Linked DNA regions of Mus musculus: regions 1, 2 and 4 are each linked to region 3. A link is a loop called in an ENCODE intact Hi-C map of the cell type or tissue named here. Cell type or tissue: heart. All regions are shown on one strand. Links, peaks and the distances in the headings refer to the core of each region. The heading gives the core; the rest is flanking DNA.

Region 1 (7,311 bases), core at 1-5,000, 400 kb before region 3:
TCTTTACGGGGGACGGGGGAGTTGGCTAGCGAGATACTCTCCCCACTTTGACCCGAATTAGTGTCCTGCTGGCAGCCTAGTTGCTTCCCCAGGGACCCAAGGGGTTAAACCCAGGCGAGGGGACTCGGTAGGATTTGCCTCCTAAACGCATTTTCCAGTTCATTCCCCAGCACAATATGCCTGGGCCGTCCTAGCCTCCGCCCGCCCCCACCCCATCCGTCAGAATAGGCCAATATGGGCCACCCCAGGGTCGGGCGCGGAGTTAACCCCTCTTCTGCCGGCAGCTCACACCTCGAGGAAAGACACGCGGGACACCCTCGGGGCCTCCCGGGAAAGTGGGTCATGCGGCCACCTGGCTGGCATGAAGCCCGTGGAGCTTCCTCCTGGGAGAGCCCTCCGCTTTAGAAGTGGAGTTCCGAGACGGAGCCCAGCCCCGCGCAAGGCCCGGAGTTTGCGATCCCTAGGCGGCCCGACCTCACCCTCCAGAAAAGGAACCGCAGGTGAGTAAGAAGCTGCCTGTGCCGCAGGAGCAGGTTCCGATCGCCCGCTGTGGGGCGATGTGGGGCAGGAGGGGGCCCCCATGAGCCCGAAACCATCTGACAAGAGGCCGCCAAAAGAAATGAAGTCGCCCCCAACCCCCGCCACTCTCCTAGCCCACAGCCCACCAGCTAGGAGACTGACGCCCTCCCCCTGGGGCTGTTGTCTCATACCCCAAGCCCGTGATTACGGTGATTATTTTGCATTTATGTAACACGCAGTGTTTCCAAACTGCTTCTCGAGCTGAGAACTGGTTATTAAATAAATAGAACCCTATTACATATTATTATTTTTGTGAAGAACTGAGCGGAGAAAGTGCTTTCTTGCTACATAGAGACGTGCATCCGATTGCTACCCTGCAGGGCAGGCTGTTGGGCTTCTCAACCCCTTTCTCCACGGTGCCACCTCCTGCCCCCCCTTATCCAAGCGTGACCCAACTTTTCTGGCTCCGTTCGCTCCCTACAACCCGTAGCCTTGCCCATCATCCAGCTCCAAGTCCCGGGGAGGTTCTGGTTGGGTGGGGGGCTATGGAGGGAGGCAGAGGCAATCGCCTTACCTGGGAGGAAGAAGGCGGTCAAGCCGAGAGCGAGTCCCCACCAGCGTCCAGCGGCGCCCGCAAGCCCCATCCGAGCCATCGGGGGGTGGGGGTCCGGCGAAAGGGGCTGCCAGGAGGGCGCTCCTCGCGCTCCAGAAACCAGTCTGGAAGACGAGGGCGGATCGCTGGCGGTTGGCGGGCGCTCGGAGGATCCAGGTCAGCCGCAGCCGTCGGTCGGGGCGGGGTGGGCTGGGTGGGATCCGCGCGGCCGCAATCCGGTCCCCGGCTGCCGCCGGCTCAGAGCCTCGGCAGATGCCCGCAGTAAGTTGCACGAGTCATGCCCCCTTCGCCTCCTCCGCTCTTCTCCTCGCCCCGGTCCCCGCCCTCTTCTTCCACGCAAAGCCCGGCTGGGGAGAGGGACCCACCCCCGGCGCGCCCGGCTACCGGGCTAGCGCGGCGCAGGCTCCCGGCCCTGGGCGCGCTCACACCCTCCCGCTCGGCTCCAACTTGCAGGCGTCCATGGCCGGCTGTTCTCCGAGGGTGGCCGGGCGGTGCGGAGGGCTCGGGGCCCAGGCGGTGGTGTGCGGCTAGGGCGGCCAGCTGCCCGCGGGGCTCGGGGCTGCACGGTCTCGGAGGACCGAGGGGAGCGAGCCGGGTGCGCCACGGGTCCCCACCGCGGCCGCTGCGCTCGGTGCGGGCGATCCGCAACAATGTGGAGCTGCCCCGGTGCCGAGGCGAGCCGCGCTCTCTCCTCTCCCTCTCTTTCTCTCACTCGCCGATCCAGCCTCTCACCCGCTCTCCCGTGATGTCAGCCCGGGGGGAGGGGTTAGCATTAACCCCCTCCTGGCTCCCACGCGCCCGGCCCAGCCCTGGCCCGGCCTCCGCCCGCGCGGCCGCACCTCCCAGTCCTAAGCAGCTGTGGCTGCGAGCGTGGCCGTGGGGTTCGGCTCAGGGCCCCAAGCTAGCAAGATGCCCCTTGGGTCGCCGTTCGGTCGTGGAAAGGGCCGGAGGGCGGGCTGCCCTCCTCGGTCGCTGACAAAGGGAGGCAGTGACCCCTAGCGGCCGGCAAGGGGGAGAAGCTGCTCGGTAGGGGTGGAGTTAAGATGAGGAGGGGGGCTGCCGTAGGGATCCGTGTGAACGCTGGATCTGGCATTGTCCGAGCTCCGAGGGCTTTTCTGACTCTCTGGTCCGACCCTGGGACCATTTCGCAGATGAGGAAACAAAGGCCCAGAGGAGGGCATGGAGAGTGGCAGAAAGAAGCAGAGCACAGGCTAGAACTGTTGCCAAAGCTTCTGCTCCCCAAGATCTGGACACCAGACGGAAACAGCTTTGCGGAGGACCAACCGCGAAAGCTGTGAAGAGTTGAGGCAAGACAAGACATTAGTGGGTGAGAGATCAGGGCACTCAGGTTTCTAGTGGGTCTTCTTTAATCCTTATTGCCTTCAGGGGGTCCTTGTCCCGAAATCGAAGCATTCTGCTTTCCCCAAAGAGCGACAAACCAAGTGGGCTCCCATTGCCTTCACCTCGTTTCTGAGTGGTTTGCGGGATTCCCGCGAAAGTGGCCCATCCAGTCGGTGTCCCAGAACGGCCAGGACTCTCCGCCCCATCCTGTTCGCCACCCACCACATCCGGGTGGCTTCTTGCCAAGGTGACTGAGCCCGAGGGGCCCTTAGCAGCCTGAAGCCTGGACCTTCTGTCCCCATCCTTGGACTAGGAGAGGCAGACAGACAGGGTTTCCCAGTCAAGAGAACAGAACTCCCTCGTTCGGGGCTGAGCAGACCACACCCACTTTGCCCTTTGCCCTTAGCCCAGCCCCAAGGGCACAGAGGCTTGGGGTAGCGCCAAATTCTGATAAAATGTAAATTTTCCTTTCGGAGAATGGGAGGGGCAGGACAATGGAAGAGAGGGACAGTTTCCCACTCTTGGGCCCACGGGCTCAGCCTGCTAAAGAAGTCACTCCACTCAAAAGGAATGCTCTCTGTATCCTTTTATGCTTCACCCGTGTAACTCAGGACAAACTGTCTACCACACTACCGCCTGACTTGGGAATGCATTGTGTGGTCTCATAGTTGGTCCTTGCCCCACAGGAGCGGGGTCTAGTGGGGATGGGGGGGGGGGGGAGACACAGAAACAGAAGTTCTATAGAATCACTCACCGCAGCACGGCATTGTGGGGGTTTTCAGATTCAGGACATCTACGTTAGCCTGGGCTGGGAGGGACCTGAAAGGCTTCTGTGGTAAGGGGCGCAACAGGGGCTGACTGGAGGTGTCTGTCAGGCACAGACCATCCTTCAAGATACTGGATTTAAAGTAGAGGTCAGCACAGGGAAAACTGTGAAAGAGAGCAACAGCTGGGTATTAGGAAACGGCCTAATAAATAATTGGTTCTAACCCTGCCTGAGCTTGCGGTAAGGTCAAGCCTGAAATCAGACTCATGCCAGGTAGCCACGGGAGGGTCTTAATCCAGAGGATGCCCTGTCAAATTAAGCAGGTTGGTGGCCAGGCTGGCAGCCAGGAATCTCCCATCTGGCTTGCAAGTGCTTTTAAACTTGCCCAAGCCAAAAGGAATTTGTTTTTTGCTTGTGGCTAACACGTCATAGGAGCTGAACACTTGTGCACTAACTCCAGACACACCAAGTTCTGTCAGTGCTGTGGTCTCTTACCTTCTCCACACTTGCTGAGTGTTCATTCCTGGATCTGTTAGTACAAGGGCATCCAAAGCCCTTTGAGGCAGAGGCAGGAAGATCTCTGAGTTCGAAGCCAAGGGTCTATAAAGTGAGTTCCAGGAGAGCCAGAGCTACACAGAAAGGCCATGGGGCGGGGGTTGGGGGGTGGGGAACCACAGCCTGTGTCTCCTGATGCCTGGTCTTATTTTCCTTCCTATCAGCAAAGGAAATCTTTCTAACTGACAACTCTCTGTGGTCCCAGTCTTTCAGCTAGGGGCCCCAGTGCCATGTCTGCTTCTTCTAGCTTAGCTGTCTTGTTCCAGCTTGAAAGCAAACCACATGGCTCTGCTGGGCAGTGGCGCACACCTTTAGTCCCAGCACTCAGGAGGCAGATGGTCTGCAGAGTGAGTTCCAAGACAGCCTGGGCTACACAGAGAAGCCCTGTCTCAAAAAGAACAACCAACCAACAAACCAAACCAAACCCAAACCAACCAACCAACCAAGAAAAGAAAAGAAAACGACAAAAAGAACTTGATGGCTCTGCTGTTTCTGTGCCCTGTGTGTGATAGCACTATCTCAATTCCTGCATGATGGCACTATCATCTCACTTCTGCTTTTGTCCACCTCGACCCTGTACTCATAATTTCCATGTGGTCCTCACACTGAGGACAAAGAGGAAAATATATTGACCAAGTACATGGGACTTTGATGCTTGAATTCCTTGATTCAACTCTCTCTCTTTCCCTCCTCTTCCTCCTCCTCTTCTTCCTCCTCTTCTTCCTCCTCATCCTCCTCCCTTCCTCCTCCTCCTACCTCTTCCCTTCCCCTCCCCTCTTCTCCTCTCTCAACGGGGTCTCTCTTTCTCAACAGGGTTTCTTTAGGTAGCCCTGAAGCCCTGACTCTCCTGGAACTCACTATGTAGACCAAGCTGTCCTTGAACTCACAGTATAAAGGTCTGGGCCACTACACCTGGCTTAAGAGGCGGGCGGTTGGGTTTTTCTGTTTGTTTGTTTGTTTTTTGTTTTTTCTTTTGCTCTCCAATCCAAAAGATTCCATTCTTGTTTGTTAGTTTGTTTTGTGTTTGAGATAAAGTCTCTTTACGTAGTCCTCACTGTCCTTGAACTTGCTATGTATACCAGAAGGCCTTAAACTCACAGAAATACACCAGCCTCTGCTTCCTGAGTACTGTGAGTACTGGCCTGGCCCACCACACTGTGGTTTTGTTTTTTGAGACAGGATCTCCTTGTGACCTTGGCTAGCCTTGAACTTGCTATGTAAATGAAGTTGATATTTTACTCTCTTGTCTCCGTCTCGCTAGGGCTAGGCTTATAGCTGTGTCTCACCATGGCCAGCTCTGGATTCAAGTGCTTTTATTATTTTATTATTTTTAACTGTGTGTATGTGCATGGAAGTACAGTGTCCAAAGTGTCCGGAGACATCCGAGCTCTTAGAGATGTTACAAGTGGATGCTGGGAACTGAACTCAGGTCTTCTGGGAAAACAATATTCGCTCTCTTAATGCTGAACCACCTCTTCAGCCCTGGATCCAAATTCTTAAATGCCAGCTCTTTTCAGTAATCGTCTTCCAGCAATAGCATTCAGTCACTATGGGTCTTTAGACAAGCTCAGTCTATACACTTGCATATGCTGGTCCCATTTGCCCATAATTTTCTCTTTCCCTTGCCTTTGGTTCCAATCTAATTCATCCTTCAGGGCTGCAATAAACCATCAGCCTAACTTTAATTCTGTGTCCTTGGCTCCTTTACCTGTAAAATAGGAGTAGACCACATGCCAGCCCAAGGATTGTGAGGCTTAGACATGGGACGCACTTGGGACGATGCCTAGTGTACAAAGAAAACTGTGCCCATGTTGGTCTTCATAGATCCTGTAATCTGTGTCCCCACGTACAGTTTTGTTCTTCCCTGCTGGAGGGGTATACACTTGATACAGACATTGCATTCCCATTTTGTACATTTCAAGTGTAGATTATTTTGAGATAGGTTTAGATTTACAAAAAAAAAAAAAAAAAAAAAAGGTATAAAAAGGCTGCAGAAATAGCTCCGTGGTTAAGAGTCTTTGCTGCTTTTCCAAAGGACCTGGGTTCCGTTCCCAGAGTTCAGATCAGGTGGTTCACAAGCACCTGGAACCCCAGCTCCAAGAGACCTGATACACCTTTCTGCTTTTCTGAGTGCACAAACACATGTGCACACACATAAGCATAATTAAAAAAAATCCTTAAAAATCAAAAAACGATCGTGTGGCTTTCATTTGCCCTCCACTTACGTTCCCAGAAGTTAATGGCTCATGTGTGATACCTGTAGCAAAACTAAGAAGTCAGCATTCCTATATCACTAGTACATGAACGGCAGAATTTATGTGGATTCTCTCAAGTTTCTCACTTGTGTTTATTTTCTCCTCTAGGATCCAAATCGGGACACCACGTGGCATTTAATGCAAGTGGCCTTCTAATACCAATGACAGGCTGTATGCATGAGAACCCTTCCCTGGCCTGCCAGACTGAGGCCATTGTCACGGCCTCTGCCATGCCTGTTGGATCTAGCCTGCTTCTGGAGCCTTACGGCCCTCTGCCCTAGAGCTTTGAGTCTGAGATACTATAGGGTCCTGGGCTGCTGGTCATAGAATTTATTTCCTGTGCAACTCTCTCACGGTCCTTTTGGTCAGCCACCTTCTCTTTGGCCTCAGTTTACTTACGTCTCCTCTGCCTTCCCCACAGCCCCCTTTCCATCCCTGCAGCCTTACTGATGATTACTTCCAATGCTTGATCTACTCCAGGACAGGGACAGTACCATCTTATTCTCTTTCTTATCCCTGGGACCTAAAGCACACCTCATACCCACTGAACACTGAATGGAAATGGGCTGTCTTCTCACCTGTGTCCTCTGTCCCCTTTCGCCGATCACATAACCACCCTGGGTCTCATTTCTCCTCATCTGCAGACCGAGGAGGCTGATGTGCCCACTGGCTTTCAAATTGCATTTTGAGAGCCCTACAACATCTTTGGGTCCTAACTCCCAGCTTTAATGAGAGCCATGTTTACACAGCATGTTGTTTTCATACACTGTAAACACTGACCGTTCTGAAAAGTATTTCTCTTAATGGAGTTTGAAGATTTGGCTGTTCAAAAAAGTTTGAGATCCCGGGCTGATTATTGCGTTATATGTGATGATTGCATAAAGGTGCTGCACGGTTTCACAATTGCATGGTGGTTGGTTTAAATCTTTTTTTTTTTTTTGTCAATAGTGGGCCATTGAAGATTTCTGAACAGAGAAGTGCTTATTGGGGGCTGGGCTTTCAGGAGATGAATCTGGCAACCGTGTGGGTAGGACAGACAGATGATGATTGGTCAGTGAAGGAGGAGGGGAGCAGAGAGGGTGGGTTGTCATGGAAGCAAGTAAGAAGAGGAGGGGATTTAGCTGAAGAAGAGGAAGGGGAGAGGGGACTGGGGTAGAGGAAAGCCACTACCTAAATAGTGAGTTATTCTGCAGGTGCCGGCAGGAATCAGATGGCTCTTGGAAATAGTGGCTGAAACACCAGGGACCTCTGAGAGAATGGTG
Region 2 (7,836 bases), core at 963-5,962, 490 kb before region 3:
CTACTGTCACAAGAGCCCCGAGCTCTGCTCCTAGGCAGCCGCAGGTGACCAGAGTCTGAGATGCGGCTGCTCAGCACAGTGAGTTGAGACTAAGGGTGAGGAGCCCATCTTTCCCAAGGGTCCAGCCCAGTCTACCTTGGACAGGGTAGGAATCCTGTGAGTCTCAGTGAGAACTCCAGAGGCCACACCCAGGGCTAGGGGAGGGAGAACACAGGACAAAATGTGGGACCATCTCAACCATCACAATAAATCGTATTTAGTGCGATATTTTTTCAAATGAAAGTTAATGCAGAAATCCATGATGAACAACATAACATTTTAAGTAAAGAGAGGATCAGTAATAGCATGCTGAGCCATATTGGAGCCTGAGGCAAAGGAAGAAATCAGTCACTCTAATTCTGTATCTATTTAAAACAGGGATATTTTGTTCATCCTAGATTTTTTTTTACACTGATTTTAATTAACAAAAAAAAATATTGTATCTAAGATTGGCATGAGGGTTGAGACAAGAGAATGGTTTGGGTCCAGAATTTTGAGTCTAGCCTGAGCAACAAACACAGTGAGACACTGTGTAAAAGCAGTAATGCTAGCCATAACGGATGAAAGAAACGAGTTAAAATGTCATTGATGGTGATGACTAGAGGTTGGGGCTCTTTCATACACCTTATGTCTCTCCATGGTCTCTGGCCCCCAGTTAGTCAGTAGCTAGGTCCTTCCTGTGTTCTCAACCTGTGGGTCGTGACCTCTTTTGGGGGGAGGTCATTTATCAGATATCCTGCATATCAGATATTTGCATTGCAATTAGTGGCAGTAACAATATTACAGCTATGAAGTAGCAATGAAATAATTTTACAGTTGGGGAGGAGCTGTATTCAAGAGTTGCAGCTAGGGAGGGTATAGGGGACTTTCAGGATAGCATTTGAAATGTAAGCGAAGAAAATATCTAATAAAAATTGAAAAAAAAAATAATAAAGAGTTGCAGCCACTGGGCTAGGGGAAGGTAAAACTGTAATAGCTATAGTAGCTCCGTTGGGCCATAGTTTTCCTCCCTGCAAATTGTGCATCTCCAAATTGGGCTGTCAAAGCGGACCTGATGGCCCGAACGCCTGCAAGGGCAAGTGCTTGCTGGGAGTTTAAGAGCCATAGAGGTGAGTTAGTGAGTGAGTGAGGCCTGTCCACACTCACCCACTGATGTCAATTCCTAACTGGCTCTTCTGCTGCCAGCGGTACAGAAGGAAGAGAGCCAGAGTCGTGCCGAGAACGAGGGCCATGGCCAATGCACCCCCAAGGAGCCTGGTTGTACTTCCTGGGCCCCCCTGGGGGAGGGGCTTTTCTGGAACCAAGAGACCAGAGGGAGAGAGAGGGAAGGAGAGAGAGAGAGAGAGAGAGAGAGAGAGAGAGAGAGAGAGAGAGAGAGAGAGAGAGAGAGAGAGACTCATGAGCTAGGAAAAGTTAGCAAGGCTGGCAAAACCCAGAAATGAAGAAATGAAGAGAGTCAGATGTCAGACCCGGAGGCAGGAGCTCTCTGACCCCACTGCAGTCTAGTGTAGGAGGGTGGTTTCCTGGGTAGATGAGGAAGCCAGAATCCCTCCCAGAACTGTCACTCCGGCCCGTGTTTCCATCCATATCTGGGACATAGAAGCATGGGGGGATCCAGAGTTGACTGAGGGTGCTCAGAGATGGGGTCCCCACCCCCTCGTTCCATTTCTGGCCCTGCAGGGGAGATCTCTGATGAGGAGTTTAATTCCTTCCCCTCCCCACCCAATTAACCAAGCAAATGAGCTAATTGGAGCCCTGCCCTCACAGCTCTAGAGAGGACTGGGATCCTGAGGGGAAGAAGGCTAAGAGATTAGATGGAAAAGGGGTGTCGGTAGGCTCCTGCAGGAATCCTCGTCTCTTCAGTCTGGAGGGACTAAAATTCACAGCGGCCTGAGGTCTAAGGTGAGGGGCCTGAATATGCCTCCTGTCCGAGATGGGGTGTGGCCCCTCTCCACTTTATATGGAGTATGCTGTCTCTCTGGGCCTTGGAAAGAAAAGGGCCCGGGATTTTATTGGGGTGTGGGGAGCTATGTCCCAGTCTGAGCTGAGCCACCAGCCCATCCTGCAGCCAGGAGTCCAGGCAGCTTTCTGGCTCTGCAGATTTGGCATGTGAAGACGCCAAAGGTGCCAAGCCCTTGTCCCTCCCTCTGCTGGGCTCCATGTCTCACCTCTGCTCTCCTTAACACTCTGGAAGGGAGAGACCGAGGAAGGAGTCATACGGAGTTCTTTCTCTGCTTCCTTCCCTCCACCGTATTATATGTAATTAAACATGGAGAGGACCTGAATAGAGATGCTAAATTGCAGTTTGCAATAAACATCATGTAGCCAATTTTCCTAAAGTGGATTTGACGAGCATTCTGCCCCGCCCCCAGTCCCAATCCTGTGAAGGAGAGGAGGAGCGAGGCTGCCTGGCAGGTACCCTGGCACAGCTTGGCTGTCGTAGAATCTGTGGCCCCTCTTTGGGGTTTTAGCTTCTGGTATTCAGAGGACAGTCTCTCCACAACAGCTCCACCCAGCCCCATGTAGCTTCAGCATCCCTCCATCCATACACAGCCACTGGCCTATGGCTCCATCGGGAGGGCCGTGTCTGCTGAAGGGAGGCTCTTGGGGCTGGGTTGCATGTGTGTGTACATGGTGTGTACATCTATCCGCAGGGGTTCCCATGCCTCGGGCTCCTCCGCAGACCCTCTGCTGCAGCATGATACCCTTTGTTCACAGACATCTTGGATTGGGCTACTACAACCAGATAAGCAAACCTTGTTGGTCTCTGTTCCTCTAAGGCCTGGAACTTTGCATGAGGTCTTCTCTTTGGTATCCTCAGCCTTCCTGTTCTTCCCTCCCTTCTCCCACCTCTCTACACTCTTTCCTCCTTGGAGTTAGCAGATGCACACAGGTAGGAGCATCTATCCACCAGTCTTGTCCCCCTCCAGAGCCACTATCATGTCATCATAGGATACTGCTGTCATCACAGCCTAGCCAGTCTTGTCCCCTTGAAGCTGTTCGCCTGTCGCCTTCCACCCTGAGTGATATAATTTCCTTCCTTCCTTCCATCCTGCCTTTTTTCCTTTCTGAGACACAGTCTCATGTAGCTCAGGCTAGCCCTTACTATAGACCCCATGGGTGACTTGCTCAGGTGTTGTGGAAGCTATTTTCTGCTGGGACCAATCCAACACACCCCTCTCTCTGCCAGGTCACCTTGGCATCTGCTGCCCTCCTATCTCTTCCACCCCAGTGGCTATCCTCCTGGCACCCTTTCTCACTCTTATCTATGGACTGTGAGTGACTGGGTGACTAGTTTGACATGGTTTTCTTGCTCAGGCTCTGTTAGTTTTAGTGGGTCTTGGCTGGCCAGTCCCCAGGGGCAGTTCTGGGAGAGGGTGGGCCCAAGCACTAGAATCTCACCTTCCACCAGGGGGCGCTCTTGTCCTGAGCCGCCTTTGTTTCATTCTTCCTGGCCAAGACCCAGCTATATCTGGTACCCTGGGCCCAGCTGAAGAAGGCTGGCATTCAGGAGGTGCTGAGGAGGTGGAGCGGCAGGGGAATGAACACATTCCCTGTTTGGCTCAGAGCTCAGGTTTCCCTTCTACCAGTTTAGCTGTGGGGCACCGGCTATCCCAACATAGCATAAGCGAGAGAAAGCATTAGGGCCAAGGACTAGAGTCTCAGCCCCATTTGCACTCTCTGTCTATGGGTTAAGGCCCTGTTTCCTGAGCCTTAAACCATCACTCTCTGGGACCACGTTAGCAAAGGAGATGGCAACTGTCTCAATAAAGGGCTTGGTATCAAACTATGTAATACACAGCAAAACAAAAATATCCAGGAAGGGTTTGTATATGCATCAAGGGTTGGGGGTTTAGGAGAAACAAGGCTCAAAGAGGGCGTCAGGCTCTGAGCAAGGGTTCACACATGTGCAGGGCCAGGGTGAAGGCCTCTGACTTTGTTTCTTCTAGGTTTACCCTTTCAAAGTGTAGCTAGCTTCATTGTCCCCTGGCCCCATCCCACTGACCTGGAGGACTCCCCCCACCTCCCCACTTTGTGGACTAGGTACAAGTAGAAGGGAGAAAGGAGATCAGGAAAGAAGGCCAAGAGAAGAAGCTGGCTTATGTCTGTGGCTTGCCAGGCATTCTGCCCAGTGTCTTGGCTGGTTTCTGGTTTGTTTGATCTCTAAGCTTACAGAATTAGATAATGTTATTCTTGATGAGCAAAGTCCAGATTAGAGAGGTGAAGTAATTTGTTCAAAGTTCTCCAGGTGGTCAGGTGCAGACTGGCGTGTGGCTCTCCCTGACATAGGCTACAGGGCTTTCTTAGGGATCCTGGTTTCCACATGTAGCCTGGACCTGATGTGGCTTTCTTGTCCCTTTGCAGACAGGGCCCCACCTAGCCCCTGTCCGTTCCCCCCTTCACCCCTAGGGAGGGCCCCTGGTTGCTTTGTCTCTGAGCCTCCTCTTGACAGCTGTGAGGAGGGGGCCTGGCGCTGGCCCCAGCTGGAGCACTGGCATCAAGCCCCTAGACACTCTCTGGTTACACCGTGACAAATGTGTTCCCCAGTCTCAGCTCCACAGGGCTTAGAGCAGGCTCTGTCACCTGCAGGCAGCCGGACACGGCTGGGAGAAGAACCACTAAGAGCTAGAGAGAACTGGGAAAACATGTGGAAGAAAAGCGAGGGCTTCCACAAAGAACCTATGGTGTGCCCGGTCTAGTCTTTGCTAGTCTCAGGAGGCTGGTTGTGAGCCCCTTGTTCTACTGAGATTTTTTTCTCTCTTCTTCCTTCTCCTTTCCTCTGCTCCTTTTCTGGTCTCATATAACATGGGATGTCCTTGGGCTTTCTATGTAGCCTGGGCTGGCCTTAAACTCCTGATCCTACTGTCAACAAGCTGCTCTATCTATCCTGCAAACTGAGCACGTGAAATCCAGCGAGTCACAAAAGAGGCTCGGGCTCAGGCCTGGAGGCTGTGGACAGAGACAGACAGGGCTCTAAGCTCCTTCATGCACCAGCCTGGGGACTCACTGGGAGCTGAGGATCTTGCCCTCCCATGTGTTGTCCCAGTGACTGTGCTCATGTCTGGGGGCTATAGCCTGCTTCCCAGCCTGCTTGCCTGCTCCTGCTGCCTCTCTCACAAGCATACCATCAGCTCTAGATGCTGGGCTCTGAGGCAGGGACTTTTCCTTGGGTAAGGTGGGGTCAGACACAGACACAGCAAGTACCTCACTTTAAGATACTTGCCTTGGGTGTCTTCACAAAGCCCAGGATGAATATAGAGAAGAGAGATATTAGCCCTGGGAGTTCAGGTTTCGCAGAGTGTGAACCTTGCTGTAGGGATTTAAGAACCTAATTAGAGTTCCCAGAGGTCAAAAGGGACAGCAGGATAGTGGGGTGATTGTGCTACAGGGACAAGCATATGAAGAGTGGGGAGTACGAGAAGCCTCATTATTGAGTATGGTTGGGAAAGGGGCTCCAGTTAGGCATGGTGGGGCAGGAGGCTGGTAGTGGGGACAGGGGTGGGTGGGGATAGAGCGTGCTTAAAGGTTTAAATAGTTGCAACCTCTCTCATGCTGCCCCTGCCTGGGGACAGAGACCCCGCCTTTCTGAGCAGCTGCACTGACCAGGTTCTCCCAGTGTAGCCACCTCAGACTCAGAGGGCTATCCTGGGTGGGTCACTTCCTGTGGGGCAGGCCAATCGGGTGTGTCTGAGGGCAGTCTATGGATTCTACAGGCAAGTAGCTGTCCTGGTGGGAGAGGAGGAAGATAGAACTTTCATTCGGTAGGCTGGTTGGTTGGGGGTTGGGGTGGGAGGGACGGAGCAAGGGCTGGCTGAGTTCTCTGCTCAGGGCCCATCTAGTGGGTTACACGGTCATTTCCCCAGCCCAGATATAAAAGGTGGACTCTGCCTTTTGCTTAGAGAGAGAGCGCTCTGGGTTGACTCCAGATCTGAGGGCAAAATCCAGCATTCCACTGGGTCATCTCTAGGTCTCAGTGGAGCAGGCATATCATGATTATTTTCTTTCTTGGTCTTTTGAGACAGGGTTCTGCTATACAGCCCAGGCTGGATTTGAACTAACTGCTGCAATCTCCTGCCTCAGCCTCCCAATTATATCAGGAGCATCTAACTCATGATTCATTTTAATGTCATCGTTGTATGACCTGTTCCATGGGGACAGGAAGCTCCTTATGGTGCAGGTCAGAGCAGATGTGAAACTGGGCGAGGCAACATCCCAAGGCATCAGGAGTCCTGATGTGACTCAGTAATGAGCATCAGCCAAGCCTCTGCCCCTACAGGTCTGTGGCCTTGGCATCTGGACTGAGCTCTTCATGGGCATCTAGAGACCTAAGACCATGGGCTAACGTCCTAGCCCGAGCCCGGCCATGTCCCACACAGCCCTGCAGCTTGTTGCTTGTTCCGGCTCTCTAACTCTGTCCCATTTCAATTGTCTTCCTAGGTCCCCAAGGGTAGCCAGCTGCTATATCAGCACAGAGGGTTGTAGGAATCTCCCCTCTTCTGCCTAGGGATGAATACATCTCCCCTCTGCCTGTAGGAGCCAACTCAGGCTCTTCCTTTTGACCCAGGCTGGTATAGAATCCACCTAGAGGCATGTGGAGGAGCAGCCATGTCTTTTCTTGTTCTGGGCAGCCAATGGCTAGAGGGGTCAGACACAGACAAGCTCTACTCGTTCCTTCTCTTCCTTCTGCCCTGTGTTCTGCCACCAACATGGTCCTCAGCTGGGACAGCTAAGAGCCTCCGACCATCTAATTCTAGAGCCTCTGTCGCTCCTGTGTCTGCCCTGGTGGTCCTTCCAGTGAAAAGACCTTTCTCCTTGGCCATAGACATTGCTTTGGCGTGAGTCTTGGCTGGAGGGCACTTTGCTGTCACCTTCTGCAGTTCCCACCTCTCTGCTCTCTTGCCCTTGGCTTCTGTCTTGCTTGCCTGGGGCAGGCATCAATGATGTAAAGTGCTCAACTCAGTGCTTGGCACATAGTCGATATGTAATAAATGGTTACTATTTTTGTTATTAGCCATTCAATAAGTAGAAAATGATAGTGGTGGGGCTGAAGTTGCTGATGGTTGGGATGAGGCTCCTGCTGTTGCCAGCTGTGGTGGTGCTGACGCGGATGATGATAAAGGACATGCTAGCACCATTTCTCTCCTCTGTGGAAGCTAGGTAGAGATGGCTCCTCCTCTCCCTCCTCCTTCCCTCCCTCCCTTTCTCCTCATCTTCTTCCTCTTCCTTGTCTGATGTCTTGAGACAGGGTCTTATGAAACCCAAGCTGGTCTTGAGCTCACGATGTCCTTGAAGCCCTGCTCATCCTCTAACTCCAAAATGCCAATTACCCATGTGTAGCACAATGCCTGGCTTGAAAACACAGTTTGACAGAAGTGACACTCTCAGCTAAATCATACTTGCCGATGAAGCATCACAACAGTTGTATCTTATATGTACATTTGCTTAAATGTTCATATTTGACATCTCTACTGGTTAACCTCTACAGAGAGGTCAGTAACCGAGGCTCAGAGAAAGTCTGTGACATGGCCAAAGGTCACATTGCTGGTGGAGATGAAAGAGGAACCTCGGTGTCCTGATTCTCAGTATAGTGCGCTGGGTAGCATGAAAGAGGATCGCGCCTGAGTCCCCCTTTGGAATTGCCTCTACCTCTCAATGTCTCTGCAAGGGAGACAGGCAGATCAGCCATAAGTTACCCACTTTCGTAGCAAGTCACTGAAAACCTCCAAGTGCCAGCATCTCGTCTGGGAAGAATTGGCACATACATTTCAGGTGTTAGTCATGTAACGTGGGTTTGAA
Region 3 (7,836 bases), core at 1,081-6,080:
CAGACTTACCTTCTTATACCCCTTCCCCAAACACAGAGAAGTACCTGATATATACACACTGCAAAAATAGCGTCTCTGTCTCATTTGTATTTACCATTCAACAGCCAGTGTACTTTTGAATACATGATGCTCAATGCATTGCAGACTCAAGACCCTCCAGAGGACCTCAGGGGAAAGTTCTCGGACTGTCCTGCCTTGTGGCTTCCAGATATACATGGGGACAGCTATGCTCCTGTGTACCTGCCCCTGGGGCCATTCTCTTCAGCCACTCCAGTGTATCTGCTCCTTTCTCCATTTCTTGGCATAACAGCAGAAATCAACACACACTATTCCACTGCATGGTCTTCACTTGGGAACCTTCTGCAGGGGCAATGGCCTGTCCCTATGTAGAGGACAGCACCATGTTTCTGCCTATTTCTGAGCCAGGCTCTGCTCAGAGGGGATGAGAGTCATAGCCAAGAGCTGCAAAGATGGACTCCTGGGTCTTCGTTTTCCTTCAGAGGGTGCACATTGGTCCCTCCAAATCCAAGAAGGTCTGGTTCCGGGATGCGATGGATACCAAAGTCCATGGGTGAGCTTGTCTCACGTACACAGCAGCATGTCCTTCCTCGCAGCCCACTCAGATCTTCCTGTACTGTATCCTGTATACTACACATGGCATCTGATGACTTACAATGCCTCAGACAATGCAAATGCTATGGAAATAGGTGTCGGATGGTATTGTTTAGGGACTCATGACAAGACAAAAATGCCTATACATGTTTAATGTAGATGCCGTCCTTTTCAAGCAATTTTCTTCCCCGGTTGCTTAGATGCACGGGTACAGACTCTGAAGATTCAGTGAGCCGGCTGCACAAAAGTTGATTGGCGTCTTTTGATAGCCTCTGTGGTATTCCTGGACCAGCTTTGGGCAGGAAAAATGAGAAGCCTGGGGTGTGTGGACCCAGGGTCTAAAGGCTTGGGCTGAGACAAGGACATTAGCAGGAAGCATCTAGAGTGGAGATGACATCACACACGCTCAGCAAGAAGGGCTCAAGGAAGGTGGATGGGATCGTATTAGTCTAAGCAGGATAAAATGTGTAAATTAATTACCCCGACCACCCATGCGTGCATGTAGCGGCCAGCCCTGCACTCTGGAAGGAGCTTGGTCTATGTCCCTCCTGCTACCAGACACAGCTCGGGGGACCCGTGGCTACACGCCCATGGGGAAAGGAAGGGCCCAGGCTCAGCCTGGCCACAGTGTGCACAGTCAAGCAACATCAAAGATTAGCAGGCCTTTGCCTACACGGGAAAGTTCAGTTTCCAAACCGTCACCACAAGAACAGTAGTCAGGGAAGGGGAGGACAGGGCCACCCTTGCCCTATTCATTTAGCGCCTGTCCGCCCCTGTAAACAAAGTGCCAGGCACTCTGTGGACCAGCCCTTGCTTCATCCTTACAATTTGGCACAGTATTACTCCCATTCTGCAGACAAGAAAACTGAGGATCAGAAAGGAAACAAACAACGTATCCTTTTCTTTTGCAACAACATGCAGGCATAAGGGAGGGGTGATCTCTATATAATATCCTCACTAGCCCTTGACAGTTGAGGCAAAGTGTCCCTCACCTGTGTTGGCATGCTTTGCAGCCGGGACCTGCTGCCCTACTTGCCTGTCCTGAACACCAGAGCTTTGCCCACAGCTACTTCCTGCTCAGCATGGGTCTGCTTCCCTGACTGCGTGTCCTTCCATCTCCACAATGAGGCTTCTAGATGACGTCTCTGCAACCATTCTGGTCTATGAGGATCTCTGTTTTGGTGTGTGCTGAATCTCCTCTTAAATGCTCTGCACAGCTTCCGTGGAGACAGCCACTATACCACACCACATCAGCTCACCTCCCCCCCCCCCCCGGAAAAGCTAGACTTAGGTCACCTCCACCTTGCAGGCTCCCGCCCTTCCACCCACCCCCCCCCATACTTACCTCTTGCCATGGCTCCAATAATGTCACCCCTTGGTGCCTGGCGAGGATTGATAACAGTACCCAACCCCCGTGATCCACAGACACACAAGTTACGTGTGTAAAATGCTGTGGAATTTGCATATATCCCACACACATCCTCCTGTACATCTCAAAACTTCCCAATTACCTATATCTGATACTGTGTAAATGCCATGTAAATAAGTGTATTATTTAGAGAATAATGACAAAGGATTAAAAAAAAGTCTCCATGTTCCATACAGCTGCCATTTTTTTCCATAACATTTTTTAATCTGCCTTTCGGTGAATCTGCCAATCTGGAACCTCAGCTGCAGACAGCATGGGGGCATGGCGGGGCAGTGGGCAGGCTACAACGATGAATGAATGGAGTTTTATTCTCTGGTCTTGTGTCTTCCCCCAATCCTGTCACTTCAGTGTGACCCCTGTATCTCTGTCTCAGTTGGGCCCAGGAAATAAACACATCTGGTTGAGCTTGCACCTCTTAGCCATTGTAGACACGGCCCTCACCCCAATGTCATTAGAGTCCTATTGAACACAAGCTCCCCTAGCCAGGCCTCCCACTACCAGATCAGCCTCCTGAAGGTAGGTCATTGTCAATAATGAGGCTTGCGGCCCATCAAGGTCTTCAGGTAGTGATGAGACAACCTTAAAGAAATGCAAGGCTCTACCAAGGACTGACAGCCCACCAGGGAAACAAAACACTGTGGCCGATTGATATTTATGTATTGATGACCATGAGCCTAGCAAAAGGTCTCCCTGCCCCTCCCTGCCCCTCTCTGCCCCCTCCCTACCCTCTTCCTCCCCCTCTCTGCCTCCTTCCCTTCCCTAGAGTCCTATCCATCCTCATGAATCTCAGGGACTCTGGAAATATTTTCATCACCCTAGGGAGAGTTGAGCTCACTTACCCCTGTAGACTCCTCATCTACCGGCCCCCAAGGGACTGGCTCACACCCCCATCTTCTCTCCCTTAGCCTCTTCTGAGCCTCAGCCTTGGCAAGGTGATGGATTCCGAACCAGCAGTTGGCACATTCACCAAGTAATTAGTGTTTATCCTCCTTGTTTATGTGGCTGAACAACAGCTCGTTCTCAAACTTAATAGTCAATACTCAGAAAGACAAAACTGCCTTGGTCACTCTTGGGAGATGGCTTGAAGATGTGATGAGAGAACAGAGATGGGCGGGGGGCTGCAGAAAGGAGCCTGGTATTCCCACAGCCCCACTGCAGAGCCCACAGATATGTGTCATGCACTGGTGGGTCAAGGGACAAGTCCTTCTCTCCTGCTCAGTCCAGGGGTTTACCCTTCACCACAATGCTTCCTAGCCCGGGACAAGAAGATCTGTTTAATGATGAGGGTGTTGGGGGTGCAGCCTGGCCCCCTGCCTCCCCTGCCTCCCCTGCCTAGGCAGATGAGTACTTTTTGTGCCCATTAATGATGGTGAAATGCTGCCACCTGCTGGTCAGTTCTAGAATTCCGGGAGCCTGAGTCCTGTGCCCATCACCAAATGCAGGCTCTAAAAAAGAAAGAGCAAGTGCCCTAGCACAGGCCTGTAGTCCTATCATGTGACATTCAGATTAAGAGTTCAAGGTAATTCTTAGCTACGTAGTGATTTTGAGGCCAGATTGGGCTACAAGAGAGTCTCCAAAAAAATAAAGTGTTCTACCAAACCCATACACTATTGTGGATGCCAAGAAGTGCATGCTGAAAGGAGCCTGATATGGCTGTCTCCTGAGAGGCCCTGCCAGAGCCTTACAAATACAGAGGCAGATGCTCACAGCCAACCATTGGACTGAGTGCGGGATCCCCAAAAGAGGAGTTAGAGAAATGACTGAAAGAGTTGAAGGGGTTTGCAACCCCATAGGAAGAAGAACAGTATCAACCAACCAGACCCCCTGGAGCTCCCAGGGACTAAGCCATCAACAAAGGAGTACACATGGCTCCAGCTGCATATGTTACAGAAGATGGCCTTATCATGCATCAATGGGAGGAGAGGTCTTTGGTCCTATGAAGGCTCGACAGATGCCCCAGTGTAGAGGAACTAAGGGCAGGGAGATGGGAGTGGGTGGATGGGTGGAGGAACACCCTCATAGAAGCAGGGGGAGGGAGGATGGGAGAGGGGGTCTCTGGGAAGAAGGGGAACTGGGAAAGGGGATAACATTTGAAATGTAAATAAAGAAAATACCCAATTAAAAAATAAAGTGTTCTGAAATATGAGAGTGTATAAAAATGGAAGAATATATACTAACAACAGCAACAATGCTGAGAAGGGTAAACTCGAGAGTCTGACCATGTTGTCATCATTGTTCACTGCTGTTGCTTTGATGATTATGATAAAATCACAGTCTCTCAATTATTGATCACTCACCAGAATAATCTTTACAGACTGGGATTCAGAACTCATTGTCATCTCTTAAAAGTTCTTCCAATGATGTACAGATAGGTGGGACAATGTGCCCAAGACCATGGAATTGGTATATGGAACAACCTGGACCCCAGCCCAGGCTGAGTGCTCTGACTATGCCCCCTCACCTGGTTCCTCAAATGCAGAGAATGAAGCCCCAACACATCAGTGCACATCTTCCTAGATCCCCTTTGTGTCTGATGTGTCTTCTCTTTGTGTTTGTGCTTCTCTTCAGGTGACTGTTTCTGAGCCCCCCCCCACCCCCCTCCGCAAGCATGCCCATGTGTGGGAATCAATGTTCTAGGACATAATGGCACTGTTCCTAGGGTCCTGGATGCCCAGAGCAGACCCCAAAGCTTGCAAGGCCCCAGCCTTCTCTTCTGAATGAAAGGGTCTCTTCTGGGTTGAGGCCCTGAGTCAGGTCTAAAGGAAAGAAAGGGCAGTTTTGGGCTGGGGAAAGAGCCCAGGGATGGGAATCGCTGCCCGGATCCCAGCCTAGCCTCCACTCCAGTCCCTGCCGGTGGGCCAGGCACACTTCCCAGTCCCTGCCGGTGGGCCAGGCACACTTCCCAGTCCCATCTGACCCTCTTCGCTGTGACAACTGAGAATAGACCCTAGTAAGGATCCAATGGGGACACTGGGAAAGGCTGGACCCAGAGAGAGTGAATGGCTTGTCCAGTTCCAAAGAGATCACAGGGCCAGGGTGAGAAGTTAGCTCACAGCTGCCCAGCTGGGGCTTCCTGCTGTACCCCAGGATAGCCCACATCTTGTCTGCTAACAGGCACCTGTGTCACCCAGAACCTCCTATAACCCAGACCTTTGCTCTGGGTCCGAGATGAACCCAAAGTGACCAGAGCTCTGCTTCTTCTGTTCTCTCCCTCCCTCTGGGAGAGACACTTCCTGTGTCCTGGGGCTGGCAACCAGTCTCTCAGAGGGAGGTGGCCTGGGAGCTGGGAGAGGAGGTTCTGTGGTTACTTTATAGTCACAGCTGTGGAAATGGTGGCAGTGGGGGGATTGTTGGGGCGGGGGATGTGCTCAGTGACGTTGCCACCTGGGTCCCTTGCCTTACTTCCGTGATGTAGGTGACAGTGGATAGGCAGTGGTCCAGCTGCCCCACCCCCATGACTTTTCCCCTGGAGAACTCTGGCTCCTATCCCATTCCCTCCTTTGCAGTGGAAGTGGGAACAGGAGCCCCCAAGACAGGGAGCTTCTAGGGCTGAGAGCATTGTTCCTAGAGTCTGGACATCTCAGCTCCAAAGCACAGGTTCTAGAAAAGGACAATGGACTTCGTAGCATTAAGTGCCCAACTGCTAGGCACTCCTTGGGGGCTGTTTGTTAGGGAAAACAGCAGCAAGATTGTGGCCTAGGAAGCTTCAGCCAAGTATAGGAAACTCTGTCTTCACTCTCGCAGGTGACTACCAAGGACATCAGAGCAAGACGACAGGTCCTTAGCAGTGCTGAGGGCTCTTCACAGGAGCCTATGACCCCTGCCTCTCTTGAGCCTTTTGAGTTCTCCCCCCTTATCCTTTGTTTCTCCCCCTTTTTCTGGTTCCCAGGGGCCTCTCTTGGGAGGCCTGGCTATTGAGATCTGAAAGCTCCCCTGAACCCATAGGCAGAGGGATGGGGGCGGTGTATTGCTGCTCCAGGGACATGAGCTGAAGCTGATTTAGATTCTTTTCACAGTGTGCAGTGTGTGGTGTGGAGGATGCCCCCCTCCCCGTCAGCATTTTGACAGCCTGGGGTAGGAGGGAGAGAAAGGACCATGAGACCAAAGATGTGAGAGCTTGTCAAGTTTGTACTCTCTCTATCATACCATGCTTCTGTCTGCTTTGATTACCTCTTCCAGGAAGTCCTCCCTGACTGTCCCATAGGCTCCTCTGGGATCCTAGGGATTTGGATGGTGTCACCCTCTTCCTCTGTACCCCAAGCCTAGAATCGTGTTGCTCCTTGGGAGGCAGCCTCTATTGTGGTCTCCACCACCCAGGGCATTTACATGGAGAATGTCCTTGGGCCATGCCTCTGGTACACCTCTACCACTAGGCTCAAATCACAAGCTCAAAGCACCTATGGAAGACCCTGAGGCAGCGTTTCTCAGCCTGGGAGTCATGACCCCTTGGAGGTCAAAGGACACTTTCATAGGGGTCACCTAAGACCGTTGGAAGACACAAATATTATTATGATTCTTAACAGTAGAAAATTACAGTTATGAAGTAGTAAGGAAAATAATTTTGTGGTTGGGGTCTCACAACATGAGAGACTGTACTAAAGGGTGACAGGGTTAGGAAGGCTGAGAACCACTGTTCTAGGTCTCTCAGGGTAGTCAAGAGCTCCCTAGGCCTCTGTCTGTTATGTTCAGTGCTAAGGAAAGGGGGGGCCTCAGAAAGTTCCAGGCATCCTTCTGCAGAGACCCAGGCTAGGTCTCTATGTTTTCAAGATACACTGATACATTGAGAATATCAATGGGGATGGTGCACGCCTTTAATCCCAGCACTCAGGAGGCAGAGGCAGGAAGATCTCTGTGAGTTTGAGACCAGCCTGATCTACAGAATGAATTCTGGGACAGCCAGGGCTACACAGAGAAACACCTGCCTCAAAAAAACAAACAAAATAAAAGAAGTAATGGGGGGGGCTGTAATACAGGCCCCTGTGACCCTGAGGGACAATCCACTCAGGACTAGAGTCGTCGTAAAGAGACAAATGGTTTATTCAGGGAGGGGGAAGCGTAAGCCAAAAGTGCCCCTCCCCACCCCTGCAAGCTGGCTCATGAGGCCCCGTCAGCCCAGAGTGGGAGACAAGCTCCCAACATCCAGTGCTGTTCCTGATTTGGCTCTCTCAAAGCCCAGTGACATGTGACGTGGATGGAGGCTGGCTCTCCTGATACGGATGGTACATCTTAAGTGACACCACTCTTACCAGCCCTCCTGCTGGCCATTACCGTGAAGAGCATCAAATTCCCATAGTAGTGAACGTCTATAGGCCAATTTTCATGAGTGGATTGTGGCGCACCTGGGGAACTGCTCTTCCAAGCAATGGCAGAGAAATGTCTAGGCTACAATCCTCTTGCCAGTTAGGACAGCCCGTTCTCCGGTTTTGCAGCCTCAAAGAGGACATGGCAGAACCTCTCTGCTGGACCAGGAAAAAGCCAAGATGCTGAGAGCATCCTCTAAGGCGTGGCCAAGACCAGCCATACTGTAGTAAGGTGGATGCAAGAGGACACACGGGACCCATCTCCTCCTGACAGGCTCAGGCTGACAATACAACATGAGCCCAAGGGACGGGAGCAAAGAGGCTGCCGTAACTAGGTACCTAGTGGAGGGAAATGGTCACCAAGCCTGATGTGGCAGAGCCTGGGCAGGTGGACAGACCAGCACCGTGTGGGCTTAGTGTATGAGAAAGGAGCCCAGCTGGCTCATGCCCCTGTGGTAGGTCTCTTGGCTTTATACCTAGAAGTCACAGTGACTG
Region 4 (7,836 bases), core at 1,144-6,143, 630 kb before region 3:
CTTGACACAGATGTCCATGTGTGCACTTGTATGTTCAGGGGGCAGGTGGTATGTGTGTATAGAGCACAGCTCCTGCGACTAGGCTCTTTACCTAATCAAGGGATTTGGGGCAACTTGGTGCGAGGCCCTTAGCCCTCCTTCACAGGGCCACAGGGCCACCTTCCCTTTTGCTGCTTGACTCTTTTGTCTTTGTTCTTTCCTGAAGGCCTTGTTTTCTACCTCAGCTGAGAACTTTACTTCCTGTCTCACTGAGAATATAGAAGCACTAGGAGGGAATGCCCACAGTTTCCTCACCACACCCGTCCCATCTTCAACAGTGTCCACGTCCTCTGCTGTCGGGGTCTCTTGACCTTCACAGATCTGCAGAGAGATGATCTTTGGGAAGCCAAAAGACAGTTAACTTGATTAAGGACGACTCAGTAGCTGGTGTTAGCTCAAACTTTAGGAGTGTGGTGGTTTGAATAGAGATAGCCCCATAGAATCATGTGTTTGGATGCTTGGCTCATAGGGAGTGGCACTATTAGGAAGGGTGGCCTCATTGTTGGAGATGTGGACATCTTAGACATCAAGTTTGTCACTGTGGAGGCTTTGAGGTCTTAAATGCTCAAGCTTCACCCAGTGTGAAAAAAATCCAGTCTCCTTCTAACTGCCTGAAGATCAAGATGTAGAACTCTCGGCTCCTCCAGCAGCAAGTCTACCTGCACACTGCCATGCTTTCTACCATGATGATAATGAACTAAACCTCTGAAACTGTAAGCCAGCCCCAGTGAAATGTTTTCCCTTATAAGAGTTACCATGGTCATTGTGTTTCTTCACAGCAATGAATCCCTAACTAAGACAAGGAGTCTGACCCGAGTGTTTTATTTTAAGCACAGCACAGTTTGATGACAGTTACTGTGGTGATTAACTCAATTCTGCAAGCACAACAATGTATACATGAATCTCCCCGAGGACAAAGTAGGCTAAATACAGATCAGACATACTACAGTGAAGCACGTTGTAAAGTCCATAAAGATAGTGTGGTGGTTTGAATAAAAATGGTCCCTCCCCCAAAGCCCTTAGGGAGTGGCTCTATTAGGAGGTGTACCTTGTTGGAGTAGATGTGGTTTTGTTGGAGGAAGTGTGTCACTAGGGGGCTGAACTTTGAGGTCTCAGAAGCTCAGGTTAGTTGACTTCTTGCTGCCTGTGGAACCAGATGTAGAACTCTCAGTTCCCTCTTCAGCACCATGCCTGCCTGCACACTGCCAGGCTTCCCACCATGATGATAATGATAACCTCTGAAACTGTAAGCCATTCTCAATGAAAGGTTCTCTTTCTATGAGTTGCTGTGGTCATGGTGTCTCTTCACAGCAATAAACCCTTGCTAAGACAGATAGATTCTATAGATTGAGGAAAAACAAGCTCACACTAAGGGTCTGGGGGAGGGTTCAGTGCTGGAAGAGCCTCTAGCCACACAGATAGAGCAAAGGTCACCAGGCTAGTAAGCATGTCTGCTCTAGCCTCCTGGGAGGATAACAGATATGGCATTTCTTCCCATGAAGGAACAACTCCGTGTGCTTAACAGTCCAGGTTCCCCAGAGCTTATCTGTGAGCACAGAGACCTCTGTGCCCCCTATATTCTGCCTCCTTCCTGGGCTGAGGCTGCCCCTCCATTCCAACCAAAGCCTGTAAAAAATTATGTAATATTAAGATATAGCATATGCCGGGCAGTGGTGGCACAAGCCTTTAATCCCAGCACTTGGGAGGCAGAGGCAGGCAGATTTCTGAGCTTGAGGCCAGTCTGGTCTACAAAGTGAGTTCCAGGACAGTTCCAGGGCTACACAGAGAAACCCTGTCTCGTCTCAAAAAAAAAAAAAAAAAAAAAAAGATATAGCATACTCCATAAAGTTTGCATTTGAAAGTCTACATTCGGTAGTGTGAAGCATAGTCACTGAGTTACGCAACCCTCAGCGCTCTCTAATTCCTGAATATTTTTCTCCTATGAAATCCTGAACCCATGAGTAACCACCCCACCTCCAGCCCTGGCCACCATCCCTGTGCTGACTGTGGAGACGTCTAGTACTTTAGATTCAGGTCCTCTCAACACTTCTTATCACTGGACTCACAACCTGTGGTCCGTTGTGACTGGCTTCTTTCTCTTAGGCTCTTGTCCCCATTGTAACTTGAAGCAGTTGTACCTTATTCCTTTTTATGGCTTACTAACATTCCCCTGTATGGATATACCACATTTCGTTTACTGGTGATGGACATTTGGATTGTTTTCATTACTAACCCAGTCCCGTGTGTAACACGGCAACTTCAGAAACGCATTTTTGAAAAAAGAGAAAAGAAGCAACCACAGATGAGGAGATAGGAGGCCCCAGTCTCCAAGGACAGGGTTCGGGGAATGGTGAGCAGAGGTGTTATCTCTAGTTAAGTAAAATCAGAAAGCCAAGAGCAGGTGGCGTCTGGAGCACAGAGCAAGCGGTTGATTCTTTGTTTCAGTGTTGGCAACAATGTGTGCTTTCATCTTTTGAGCCTCTATCTGGGAGTGACTACAGAGCCGTGGGATAAACCCTATGGTTAGCGTTCTGAGGGATTATCTTTTTCTTCCCCAAAGTGACTGCTTTTTTCACACTCCCTCCAACATTTCAAGAGGGCTCTGTGTCCCTGTGCTTGTGGGCACTTGTTTATTTCTTGCATTTATAGTTGGGACTACTCGGGTGACCCTGTCCCAGTGGCCCTGGCCATCTCTTAACAAGGATCAGTGGCTCCCTTCTCCTTCCTGACTTGGGGTCTGGTCTGGCTTCTCACCACTGTCTGGCCTCTCCTTCCCTGTTTCTCTAATGTTCTGACCTTGAGATGTCACAGGGCCCTGGTGTCCAGACCATCATCCCTCAGGCCTCGGGTCCTTTTAGTGCCAGGATTTAAATATCGCCCAAGTGCTGTAGTTCAACTCTAGGCAGGCACTCTAGCCTGCTTCCAGGTTCTGCTACCCACAGACATCTGACAATCAGCTCTGATCCCACAAATCCTAAATGGGGGTCCCCATTGATCTCCCTGAGCCCGTCAGTCTCAAGCCCTAATCTAGGCTTAGAGTTCTATCTGGTACATCAATCTGGTGATTACAAGATGCATGAGGGTCCTTAGGATCCCTCACCTGCGAGGAGCAGGGATGTCGAAGAAGAAAGGTCTCCAAGGGTTGGCAATGAGCATAGCTAGACTTAACCCGAGGATTCCATCTGCCCCCTCTCCCTGCACCTGTCCCCATCCCAGAAGGAAGGACAGAGATGTGACCGAAGGCTAGGGAGGCTGGCTAGGCTGCTATGGGATTCATAAAGATTCCTGATATCTCACTATCACCGGGATCCGGAGCATTACAAAGCAACAGTAATGGTAGATAATGTTAGTCCAATCAGGAAAGAAACAGGCAGAAGCTTGGCCCAAGAGGCACATATACTGTCACATGCCCAGTCTGTTTCAGTGTAGTACAGCATACTCTCTCTGTAGCTTTGACTGCAAAGTCATTTCTGAGTCCCAGAAAGCCCTTTGCCTCGACACCTGCCTGGGATCCTGATCAGAAGTTGCTTTGGTTTGCTAACCGGTCTCCCTGCATCCCTTCTTGACCTTGACTTATAGGCTGCTCTCAAATAGAACGATATAGCACTTTAAGAAGGCAAGCTCTTAAAGATCAATGGTATGACCTAGTGGTAGCCCCCTATATAGTTTGTCCAAGTTCCTGAGTCCTGTCTCTACCAGTGCTGGGATAAAAAGACTAGACAACGCTGTTTTTCTCCGCTGAGCCAAGCAATAAAGTCCCAGGCGTTTGAAGTCATCTTTCAGGTTCTGCCATACCCAGCCCCTCCCAATTAGATTCCCAGACCTTCCAGGTGGAACTCATTCCTACTTCAGTTTGGTGTGAGCCAGCTCAGAAACCAGCATGGCTCTTTCCTCACCTCCTGGACACTCCTCAGCGTCCCTGGCTTGGTGAGGCCATGTCTGACCTCTTGAATAAGATCACAGTATCCCAGGTGTTGTTTCCTGTCTGCTGTATATTCCTCCTTAGCGCATAAGACTCCTGCACCCTTTCATGTGTATATTACATGTCAGATCCACTCTTTAACACTCTCTCCCTTCCAACTGTAACCTCCACCAAGGCCTGGCTTGTGGTCTTTCAGTTTATTCCTGTGTACCCAGCCTTCAAATGCTACCTGCCATGCAGAGACATTGGATGAATGCCCACGTCCAGTTGTAATGCTATTCCCTAAATGGCCAGCAGGTGGCATGATAACCACAACGATACTGGACTCCTGGCTCCCAGATACTTTTTTTGCAGAAGTTCACCTCTGTTATTCTTAGTTCAGAGGTAACACTCTTGGATGGGCATGTGACAGTATATGTGCCTCTTGGGCCAAGCTTCTGCCTGTTTCTTTCCTGATTGGACTCAGATTATCTACCATTACCGCTGGTTTGTGGAGAGCCACCAATATCTTGCCTATCACTAGGCTCGGGATCCCAGTGATAGTGAGATATCAGGCAGCTTCTGATAGCCGAGCCCAAGGAATCTTTATGAATCCCATAGCAGCCTAGCCAGCCTCCCTAGCCTTCGGTCACATCTCTGTCCTTCCTTCTGGGATGGGGACAGGTGCAGGGAGAGGGGGCAGATGGAATCCTCGGGTTAAGTCTAGCTATGCTCATTGCCAACCCTTGGAGACCTTTCTTCTTCGACATCCCTGCTCCTCAGCAGGTGAGGGATCCTAAGGACCCTTATGCATCTTGTAATCACCAGATTGATGTACCAGATAGAACTCTAAGCCTAGATTAGGGCTTGTTCCCAGCTTTGTTGATTGCCAGCTGCATGACCTTGGTTAAGTGAGCACCTGGGTTTTGCCATCTGGCTGCTGGGAGAGACTTGCCTGTCCAGAAGGTTGTAATGAAGGTGAGATAGTCTCGGGGAACATACAGAGTGGGTACCTGCTGGAAGGGCTAACTCTTGTTATAGAGACGGGAGGTATGAGGGCTACCAGTCCTTCATAGTCACTTAAGCAGACATGAATGCAGCGCTTCCGCCTTGTGCTCACGGCTGTGCACAGCTTTGGGAGAACTGGAGGGACCAAAGTGACCTTGTTCCTGCATTCACGGAGTCATGAATGGATGGACGAGATGGGCTCAAACCCACAGGAAGTAAAGTTAAATAGCAAACAGGAGACAGAGTACAGAAGATGTCAGCAGACTGCTCATGATGAATACCTGCTGATCGGGAGAGATGGGAAAGGCCGTGAGCTGGCCATAGAGGCTGAGGTGTGGGAACAGGGTAGCCGTGGTACTGGTAGCCTAGCCAGGGTAGACATGGTAGAGGTCGTGGCTGTGGTTCTGGAGGGAACCAGCCTGGGCTGGTGCAGGCTGCATGGCCCCATCTCCAGCAGCACCCAAGTATGATCTTGGGCTGAATTCTAGGAGCTGCTCTTGATTATGGTCAATGCTACCAGCTTGGGGGTGGGTCGGGGAAGAGACCATCTGGAGGTGTCCTGTCGCTTGTGTGGGGCTGTAGCTGGCATCAGCTGTGGCCACCTGGCATCTGACCCAATCCTCTCCCAGAGAACAGTTTGTGTGTGGACAGAGGGGTGAACAGGATGGCACACTGAGCAACGGGTCCCCATGTCACACTGGGGATGGCTGGTGGGAGGAGCTGTACTGTCAGCTTGGGCATTGACCCCAGGAGCCCATTAGGACAACACAGAGCCTGGGGCTGATCCAGCGGGATCCTGTGGATGGAAGGCATGATGAGGACTGTCACCACCCTGTCCTAATGTCACCTTTGGGAAATGTAAAACTGCCAAGAGCTTGTGAAAGCTGCCACAGCCAGTGGATGACAGATGCACACTAGGTTGTGAGCTCTGTGTCCTGCTGAGCCTGCCGTCACCATGTCCAGGAATGTTGTGCCTTGCACTACTCGGCCAGCATTTCCATATTGTCCTACAGCAGAGGCAGTCAAGGACCTGAGGCTGTCATGGGATGAGGGGCAGGGAGGGCCCCATGGCTCCTGCTTTACCCTTTCCCTTTGCAGAACTAAAGCTTGAACCACATCAAAGGTATGCCCAGGGTGGCCAGCTTTGCACGTTAGTCCTGAGTCTGCCACCTGTCCCCATTCATCTTGGCTCTCAGAGACTCCCGAGGGAGGGCTTGAGGTGGCAGGAGAGGATATTGGAGGATAGTGCTCAGAACGGCAATGCCATTTTCTGAAACAGTTGACCTCTGTGACCTTCCTCTGCCACAGAAGCTGCCATCCTGGGTGCCAGATTCTGGTCCTAGAGACCTGGCTAGTTCTGCCCCTCTCCCTGTCTGCCTGTGCTCAGTGATGCTACCCTGCCTAGCTGTCTGCCTAGAACAGAGAGCCTTGGCTGGTCCCTTGGGTCCTGGGTACTGGGACAGCCTGTCTACTCCACTGTGCCCATCCCCCACAGCACAGAGCAAGGCTCACTCAGATTAATTAATCTGCTGCCCAGCCCGCTCCTCCAGCTTATCTTTTATTCATGGACAAGCGGCGTTCTTCGCTTTACTAGGACGGGCATCAATATTTCATCTCGCTTAGCCCTGCCAGCTCCTGGCTTCTCTCCACCCCCACTCTGCTTCCCACTGGCTTTAGGACCTGGAGGGCTGGGTATGCTGGCCAGCCTAGAGTCATCAGATGCCAGGCTGCCTTCTTGGGCCCCTGACCTGTTCTCCACACAATCCCTGGCAGAGCAGGGCCCCGCCTGGAGACCTTCCTTCGTAAGTAAACTAGAGAGGCGTGGGGGATGGGGCTACAGGGCACAGGGGATGGGATGCGATGTCTTGAGGGATGCTGGAGCACTTCTGGGCCAGGTGTGGCTGACACAAGCATGTCTTTGCCAGGTTGCTAGGATTCAAGATGAGGGCTTATTTTTTGTATGTTTGTTTGTTTGTTTGTTTGTTTGTTTTAAGTGCCCAGTGCTAGTCCTGGCATGATGTAAGAGACCCTTTAGGCCAGAAATCTTACTAATTTCCCTGACTCCTGTGCCTAAGTGGGAAGAATGAGATGCGAGCATGGACTGACCCAGGAGCACCTGGACCATCGATCTCATCTCATTAGCTCCTAGACCCTCAGCCTTGCCCGTGGGTGCTCAGAACTCTAGGGGCTGAACTTTTACATTTGCTGGGGCTCAGAGCTGCCCACAGGGACCTTCTGGAAGGGAACAAATTACAATATGCAAAATCAAGTGTGGTATATCTGAGTGAGTGGCTATCTAAGTATTGGGGTACGGATGCATGTGAGGGAAAGAATGGGATTTTACTGGGGTTGTGGTGTCCCTAGCTTTCAGCTGGTGCTCCACAAAGTTGTAAAACATGGTGCTCTAGATGGGTTGAATCAGTGGGGTGGGCAGTCCCAGGTGCCACTGGTGTGAAGTGTGAGTGTGAGTATGTACAGTACGGGTGCATGAGTGTGCACAGTCTTCAAGAATGTGTGAGTGTTATAACCTTTCGAGGGCACTGGGGACACTGAGGAGCCTGGTGTCATTGTGGTACTTTCTTGGAGGTTCTGCTAGGATCCCTCCCCCTTGACTCACATGGAAGCAGTAATGCCCAAGTGACAGGCTTGGGTTCTCACTGTCTGTGTGCTGGACCTGTAGCTAGTGTGTGTGTGTGTTTGTGTGTGTGTTTGTGATTGCGAGGGCATATGTGTGAGTGCATGTATGTGTAAGTGCATATGTGTGAGTGCATGTGTGTATGTGTGAGTGAATGTGTATGTATGTGTATATGAGAGCGCATATGTGTGAGTGCATAAATGTATGTATGAGTGAATGCATGTGTGTGTGATGTGATATGTGTGTGTGTGTG

The links. Peaks named below come from ENCODE experiments on the same cell type or tissue, not always from the same donor. Only the 100,000 strongest peaks of a DNase experiment are listed, where the experiment ranks them.
Region 1: it touches region 3 in a loop (3-fold over the local background); 10 of 42 quality-filtered maps call a loop at or near these places.
Region 2: a loop joins it to region 3, with 3 times the contacts of the local background. A loop is called at or near these places in 20 of 42 quality-filtered maps.
Region 4: it touches region 3 in a loop (15-fold over the local background); 19 of 42 quality-filtered maps call a loop at or near these places.

The regions. Positions count from the first base shown.
Region 1 is chr9:43,738,505-43,745,815 of GRCm38, reverse strand. It overlaps Nectin1 (nectin cell adhesion molecule 1), which reads right to left and starts at 1,862. Exons shown (of 6, transcript NM_021424.3): 1 at 1,094-1,862. The coding sequence starts at 1,172. Gm46108 (a long non-coding RNA gene) reads left to right here. Exons shown (of 4, transcript XR_003948147.1): 3 at 1-500; 4 at 6,158-6,957. In heart, for the core only: CTCF peaks have their summits at 550 and 2,129 (motif pointing left); DNase peaks (open chromatin) are centred at 405, 975, 1,975, 2,705 and 1 weaker place; H3K4me3 peaks cover 3,216 bases; H3K27ac peaks cover 2,958 bases; H3K27me3 peaks cover 78 bases.
Region 2 is chr9:43,823,458-43,831,293 of GRCm38, reverse strand. Gm3898 (a long non-coding RNA gene) reads right to left here and starts at 1,323. Exons shown (of 3, transcript XR_001779344.1): 1 at 1,186-1,323. In heart, for the core only: a CTCF peak has its summit at 3,442 (motif pointing right); a DNase peak (open chromatin) is centred at 3,453; H3K27me3 peaks cover 1,457 bases.
Region 3 is chr9:43,335,340-43,343,175 of GRCm38, reverse strand. Trim29 (tripartite motif-containing 29) reads right to left here. Exons shown (of 9, transcript NM_023655.2): 9 at 7,051-7,836. Among named protein-coding and RNA genes, the nearest start is that of Gm36799, 19 kb to the left of the region's middle. In heart, for the core only: CTCF peaks have their summits at 3,228 and 3,429 (motif pointing left); a DNase peak (open chromatin) is centred at 3,395; H3K27me3 peaks cover 807 bases.
Region 4 is chr9:43,968,914-43,976,749 of GRCm38, reverse strand. It overlaps Gm30373 (a long non-coding RNA gene), which reads left to right and starts at 2,580. Exons shown (of 2, transcript XR_003948148.1): 1 at 2,580-6,750. In heart, for the core only: no CTCF peak of the experiment used is centred there; DNase peaks (open chromatin) are centred at 4,239 and 5,759; H3K27me3 peaks cover 702 bases.